2 separate regions of the Mus musculus genome follow, and region 2 is linked to region 1. Evidence: chromatin contacts called from ENCODE Hi-C or POLR2A ChIA-PET data. All regions are on one chromosome and are shown on one strand. The core of a region is the stretch at or near the end of the contact, and the rest is flanking DNA. Distances in the headings are between cores, read along the strand shown.

What was found. A loop is a pair of places that touch in the nucleus more often than their neighbours do. ChIA-PET counts read pairs that join two places held with the same protein, here RNA polymerase II (POLR2A).
Region 2: a loop to region 1 is called in a map of heart, with 2.6 times the contacts of the local background. The contact joins two enhancer-like sites. A Hi-C loop is called at or near these places in 3 of 37 maps with a recorded cell type or tissue (Patski and heart). POLR2A ChIA-PET finds 5 or more read pairs at or near these places in 1 of 5 experiments (Patski).

Annotation. Positions count from the first base shown.
Region 1 is chr1:90,410,929-90,414,238 of GRCm38, forward strand. The region is part of intron 3 of Gm34992 (a long non-coding RNA gene); the gene reads left to right. Among named protein-coding and RNA genes, the nearest start is that of Gm34992, 75 kb to the left of the region's middle. Within about 2 kb of position 1,788, at least 1 of the 3 ENCODE cell types and tissues checked has a DNase peak (open chromatin) inside an H3K27ac peak, as active enhancers do; it is heart, where a contact is called at or near this core.
Region 2 is chr1:90,589,417-90,592,954 of GRCm38, forward strand. No RefSeq gene overlaps it. Among named protein-coding and RNA genes, the nearest start is that of Gm35192, 8.3 kb to the left of the region's middle. Within about 2 kb of position 1,560, at least 1 of the 3 ENCODE cell types and tissues checked has a DNase peak (open chromatin) inside an H3K27ac peak, as active enhancers do; it is heart, where a contact is called at or near this core.

The sequences.
Region 1 (3,310 bases), core at 538-3,037:
GACTCTGACAGCTCCTGGGCTGGTAGCAGACGCTAGACAAAGATGCTTGGGCAGAAGCTCAGGAACCACCTCCAGAAACGCATGGACTCCCCGGCATTTGGAGGAGCCTTGGAGGGAGCCTTAGGGCGCTGTAACTCATCTCCCCTAGCCTGGGTGAGCTGGGAGTCACCGTCACCATGGAAAAGAGGATGAGAATGGACCCTGTGCCTCCCGTGTATGCAGAAGGCAGAGGCAGGCACAGCCATCTCTGGAGGAACCAGCCTTTGGAAAGAGCTCACAGGCCTACGATTTGGGACAGGTACAAGGATCCTTCTGTACTGTTGTCCTTAGCAGAAAGGTGACACAGGAAGCCTGCACTTGTCCAGTAAAGCTTGGGGGTGGGAGCTCACTTGTCACAGGAGGAACATGAATTAGGATTGGAGATCTTGACTTTGGGGGTGCTGAGGAATGGGTAGGGGAGTCTGTGGGTCCAAGTGGAATGATGTATTGCATTCTTGGTCAGTGATGGACAGGCTGAAGGCCTGGCACAGAGCCCCCGGACTTCTCAAAGCGCATTTTTCTCACCAACATGGAGGGCAATAAAATAAGATCAGAAGTGGCCTCTAAGGCCCAGCACTTTCTTCCGTTTGTGGCAACAGAGGACACTTCTAAAAATATCTACCCATTTCACACGAGCCATGTAAAAATAAAAGTTTAAGAATGGCCATGCCAATGAACTGAGACATTCTTGGGAGGAAAAATCTCATGTGCCAAATATAAATTGAAAAAAGGAGAAGATACGATGAATGGCCCAAGTAGGGTCATGTGTCTCCAGGGTCTGAGGATGGCCATGTTGGCAGCTGCTACTTGTAGGCTCACCTCTTTTGTGCCCGTAGGTGTTTCTGGCTTTGCTTGCTTTGGGTTTTTGAGATGAGGGTCTCACTAGGTTGCCTGGGCTGGACTTGAACTCCTGGGCACAACTGATCCCTTCCCTCAGGCCTTTGGAGTAGCTGAGATCAGAAGCTCATGGCTCTCTCCAGGTCATCGTGGTCTCTCTCTCTCTCTCTCTCTCTCTCTCTCTCTCTCTCTCTCTCTCTCTGTGTGTGTGTGTGTGTGTGTGTGTGTGTGTGTGTGTGTGTGTGTGTGTGTGTGTGTGTGTGTGGTTATGGTTATATGTACCTGTGTGTGCCTGTGTTCATGTGCACAGAAACACAGACACTGAGGAGGACTGAGAATTGTTGGTGTCCTGCTTTGTACTCTCTTCCTTATTCCTTTGAGACAGGGTCTCTCACAAAACCTGGAACCAAGATGGCAGCCAGTATACCCCACTGCCCCTCTGCTGCTCACAGCTCTGGGGTCACATATGTATGTGCAGCCACACCTAGCTATTTACTTGGGTTCCAAGGTCCTCCTATTTGTGCAGCAAGTGCCCTCACCCATTGAGCTTCCCAGCTCCTCCTCTGTGTTTGTAATGCTGTTCTCAAACTCCAGGAAGCCTGAACATGCTGGTGAGCTGTGTCTTAGTGTGTGTGTGTGGCACAGGCCTGGCCAAGGGTGATGCTGTCGCCAGACATTGTCTTTGGACAATAAGCAGAATAAGGTTCAGAATGGCCACAGCCATCGCTATTGCTCTGAACACAGCAGGATTCTGCAGGGTGGGGGATCTGATTCTTTGTCAATGAATGCGCAGGAGCCCTGACAGCTACCTGCTGCTCTGTGCAAGCATGCATGCACGAGCCAGTGGCTAGCTAATACTCCCTTTTCCCTCGGCGCTTGATGTGAGTCCCTCCCAATGTCAAGGGCACTGGGGTCCCAGAGTAGCAGCCTCATTAGAAGCCTCTCTCTGCCAGCACCTCAATCAAGTATAGTCATTAATTTCCTTTCCAACGTTGAGCTCATGGCCCAGCCAACCTTGCCGCCCCATTCTCATCTACAAGGAATTTGATTAAGGACAGATTAGCTGGAGCTCTGCTTCCCTTCACAGCCCAAGGGGCAGAAAGGTCATAAGCTCTGCTGCACGGTACATCCTGTGGGCACTATAGGAAACTGCTGAAGGTGGAGCTCGGCACTCTCCCAGAGTCCTATTCAGGAAGTGATGTTGTCCTTACTGGTGCTCTGGCTGCAAATACCATGGAAACTCCATCATCTGAAAACACCGATGCCTTTGCAGAGTTCCACTCTTGGGCAGGGCACTCATCTTATCTTGCTTGGGAAATACACATCACTCCACAGAAAGGTCATGGGAATAAGAGATTGCTGAATTCCAAATATCAGAAAATAACAGACAGCATAGGCTGGAGGGCTCTTATCTAGACTGCTTAGGACCAGAGTGCTTTCAGGTTTTTAAAAATTGCATATAGATAGGAAGACAGCTTAGGGATGGGATCAGGTGAAAAAACAAGCCATTTATATTTCAATTTACCTGAAGCTACTTCAGTATGATATGTGTCTTCGATAGAGTTTTATTTCATGAAGAGGCACCATGACCACAGTAAGTCTTACAAAGAAAAACATTTAGTTGGTGCTGGTTTGCAGATTCAGAGATTTAGTCTGTTGATATCATGGTGGGAAGCATGGCAGCATGCAGGTAGACACCGTGCTGGAGAGGGAGCTGAGAGTTCTACATCTGGATAGGCAGGCGGCAGGAAAAGAGAATGACAATGGGCCTGGCTTGAGCATCTGAGACCTCCAAATCCGCCTCCTAGTGACACACTTCCTCCATCAAGGCCAGACCTAATAGTGACACTCCCTATAAGTCTATGGGGTCCATTTTCATTCAAACCTCTCTATTATGTAAATCTGCTCCTTAGCTTTGTCCCATCCCCCTAGGGTAGTTGCGGCAATTTCTACTCATGGAACATCATGACTGTGCTTAAAGCATTTCAGGGTTTTTTGTTGTTATTGTTGCTTAGATTAAGGATGTTCGATTGAATTCTGGATGATCTGAGGATCAGCCAATGACTCCTGGTTCCCTCTGAAGCTGAGGAAGCCTGGTACAAGTTTCACACATCACAAGGACCATTCTCAGAGCCAAGATGTACCAAGTGCTTCTTCCTCGGTTTCCTCTTAGTTGTGGGTCGTCTGATGAGTTAGATGCACGGCAGCCTGTTCCTTCTTAGATCCTCCAATAAGCATCTCTGTCCAAGCATGAAAATTCTGGCTTGGCTATATGGCTAGGGAACTCCAGCCTGGGAAGAGCAGGAGCTGTCCTGTTAGAACAGGCTTCTTCCAGCATTGGTTGCATACTTTTGAAAATATTGCTTCTTCCCTGTGAATCAAAATGAGGCACAGAGACCAAAGCAACCCAGCTTGTGGGCAGGAACTCAGAAAA
Region 2 (3,538 bases), core at 310-2,809, 180 kb after region 1:
CCTTCCATCCCTCCAACCTCCAGCGCTCTGGGAGCCCATTCTGGGAGTGTTTGTGGTTGCAGCAATGACAGGAGGGTGTTGTTGATTCTCACATTCCAGGATTTTACCTGGAAAGTGTCAAGGCAACTTTTAAAATGTTTTCAAATGAAAACCGGGGTGGAAGTTAAGGACAGAGAGAATCTGATTCGTCACATGGTTGTGGGGAACTTGGAGTGTATCTTGGAGCCCCTTCCCTGGCTCCTACACACAGGAAAAGCACCTTCCTACTTTCCTTTCTGGTTTGATCAAGGTATGGGCTCACATAGTCCTGCCTGGCCTTGAACTCACTAAGGAGCTGAGGACGAACTAGTGCCCAGGATCCTTCTGCCTTTCCTTTTCCTGTGTCACACACACCCAGCTTAAACAGACACCCTTTTGAAGAAATGTGGAGAAAATGTCATATTTCAGTTTTACCTTTTTACCTTTTTTTTTTCTTCCACAAATGGAGCAGAGTTTCTGCTCTTCTGTGCCTAGTGTGTGCTTTGAGGGTCTGTCTGTCCAGGCCTTTGTCTATGTTCCTAGTGGGTTTTAGGTCTTTTCACCTCCATTTTTCCTATCAAACTGTGTGTGTTCCCATTCTTTAATCTGTTTCCTGTTTTTCTTCTCTTTGGTTAAGAAGGACCCTGGTTCTCTTTGTCAAAGTGGCAGTGGCTGGGGAGGCAGCTTCGTAGTTAAGAGCACTGACTGCTCTTGTAGGGGTCCCAGGTCCGATTTGCAAATGCCACATGGTAGTTCACAATGATACATCTGTGACTCCCGGTTCAGAGGATCTGATGTCCTCTTCTGTCCTCTATGGCCACTGCATACATGTGGTGTACACACAGACATGCAGGCGAGACACTCACACACATAACAAATAAAATACGTTTCAACAGTCAGGGCTGTAGTAGCATGGGCTTACATCCGTGACCTCAGCTCTATCCCCATGATCTACATGTCTGTTTTTATTTTGTGTCAGCCAGCACCAAGGCGCTTTTATCACTATAGCTCTGTAGCATAGCTAAGCTCAGGAATAGCAATACCCTCCACAGCCTTCTTTGTGTTCAGGTTGCTTTGGTTGCCTTGATCTTTTGTGCTTCCTTATACAATTTTAGGTTTTTTCCCCCTATGTCTGTGAAGAAAGGAGCTGGAAACTCGATTGGGATTGCACTGGATCCGTAGGCTGCATTTGGCAGGATGGTCCCTGCCAGCAAGATCCGTTCCTTCCATTCAAGTGCATGCCAGGCCTTCCCATGTGGCTCCCTCAACTTCTCTCTCCAGTTCAGTGTAGACTCCTTTCATTCCCCTGGCTAGCTGTGTGCCCAGACACTTTATCCTATTTTAATTTGTGAATGGGATTATTTCAGTGTGTTTATCACTGGTCCATGGGACACCTAGTGATTTGTGTGTGTGTGTGTGTGTGTGTGTGTGTGTGTGTGTGTGTGTGTGTGTGTGTATTTTTGTAACTTGCCACTTTGCTGGGAAGTACTTATCAGCTCTGTGCATTTCTGGGTGGAGTCTTTTGTGCTTAGACTCTTGCCTGCTCACTTTGCTCTGCAGAGCGCTCTCTGCTGGACAGTTTTGTGAAGTGTTAACACAGGGTGGGGGGAGCTTGGCTTGGGAATCATCCTGACAGTTTTACTGCACTAGGCCTTTCTGGACTTTCCCTAGCTGTTTCCCTGGGACCCCTTTCTGGACAAGGGTTGGTAGCCCATGTGAAGGAAATTTTATGCAGAGCCCAGTTGCCGAGTCCACAGTGTGACCAGGCCTGTGTGGTTATACCAGAGCTCTACCCTAGTTCCCACCTTCTAGAGAAGGACTCCTGGCTGGCTCGGCTGCCTCCTTCTGAAGCCCAGTAGATGATTCAGATCCCTATGTTTTTATTTTTGTCCTCCCTCATTTCTTACAAACACACACGTGCGCGCTCACACTCACACACACACGGCATGCACGCACACACACACAGGACAGTTAGTGTCACCCACTCCACATTTAGGAATTATTGAAACACGAATGAAATCAGCTCTGTCTCTGACACACATCGCAACCATGTTTCACCAACTTATCTTGAAACCGGCCACAGTTCAGATGGTGCACAGTTCTGGCTTTGTGAGTCTAACCTTATCAGCCTTTCCTTTCCTGATGTCTGGATTTGGGCTCACAATGGAATGTGGCTCTTGTAGAAGTGCTGGGTGCAGTTTTCCCCTAGTATCTGCACACCTCCAGTTCTCCCACTGGCTGGGGTGTTGCTGCGTGTGCTGTGAGCCGTTTAACAGCCCAGTGCTGTTTCTTGGAGGTCACTGCTTCATCATTTGAAATGTCACTTCCACTACATTCTGACTCTCCATAGGGACCCGGGTCCATTCTGGACTCTTTAATCTGTTCAGTGATCTCTCTAGTCAGGTAAATATATATGTTTGCAGCTAGGCATCATGGCCCATGCCTGCAGTCCTAGCACTCCGGAAGCAGAAGGGTTGCTATGTGTTCAAGGCCAGCCTGGACTATATAGTAAGTTCTAGGCCAGCCTGGGCTACCATGTAAAATGACTGCCCCCAACCCCCATCCTCAATCTCAAAACAAAAACAAAAAACACAACAAAAATGAAAACAAAAACACAAACAAAACAAAAATAAAAGAAACAAAAAAGAAAGAAAAACGAATTCTCCAAGCATCCATTATGAAATAGTAAGACTCAGAGAGGCTTCACAGAGCAGTTCACTATGCCTCACCTCTATCTCACCCAGCTGGAGACACTGAGTTCTCCTACTTGCTGGAACTCATTCATGTGACAGTTCCACCGACAGCAACACTGCTGACTTGGACTAACGGATGCAGAGACAGCACAAGATGTTGAGAGCCTTAGACTCACAAGATCATGCTGGCAATAAACAGCCTGAAGGCACTTTGGGTGACTTGGGTCCTGGTAGTTCTACCTTTGTGAATACAAGAAGGACCAGAATCTTAGAGGTCAGAGTCAGGATGAATAGAACTCTATGCCCAGGCTTCATTCTTCTGGACACTCCTGACTTTGTCCCCACTACAAATCAGAGAGGCAGTGAGCCAGGAACTGCTGCGCTTGCCACCTCCCTTTTGTGGAGAGGAGACCTTGTCTGTCTTGCTGGGGTGAAAGATGGCCAGCCTGGAAAGAGCCCAGTATCCCCATTTACTCCCAGATGGGATCATCAGCCTTAAACTGTAAGCTCCTTGCGACAGAAACTGGCCTCTGATCACTAGGAAGTGGCCTCCCCAACTCCGAGACCGAGGCACCCTCAAGGTGAGGTTTCCTAAGCTCCGTCCCCTTCCCTCTTGCCTGGGAATTCCATTTGCTCCCTGGTGCCCACACTTAGCCTTCCACCCAGTGTGCACTGCATTTGAGCCATCAGAATTGGGGTGGACAGAGAGGGAACCTGAAACAGACAAAAGTCCGTGTCTGTCGAAAGCGGTGTTCCAATTTTCTATTTGAAAAGTAACTGCGAGGAATGGACTATCCTGAGCTGAGAAAAAACAAAAACCAAAACAA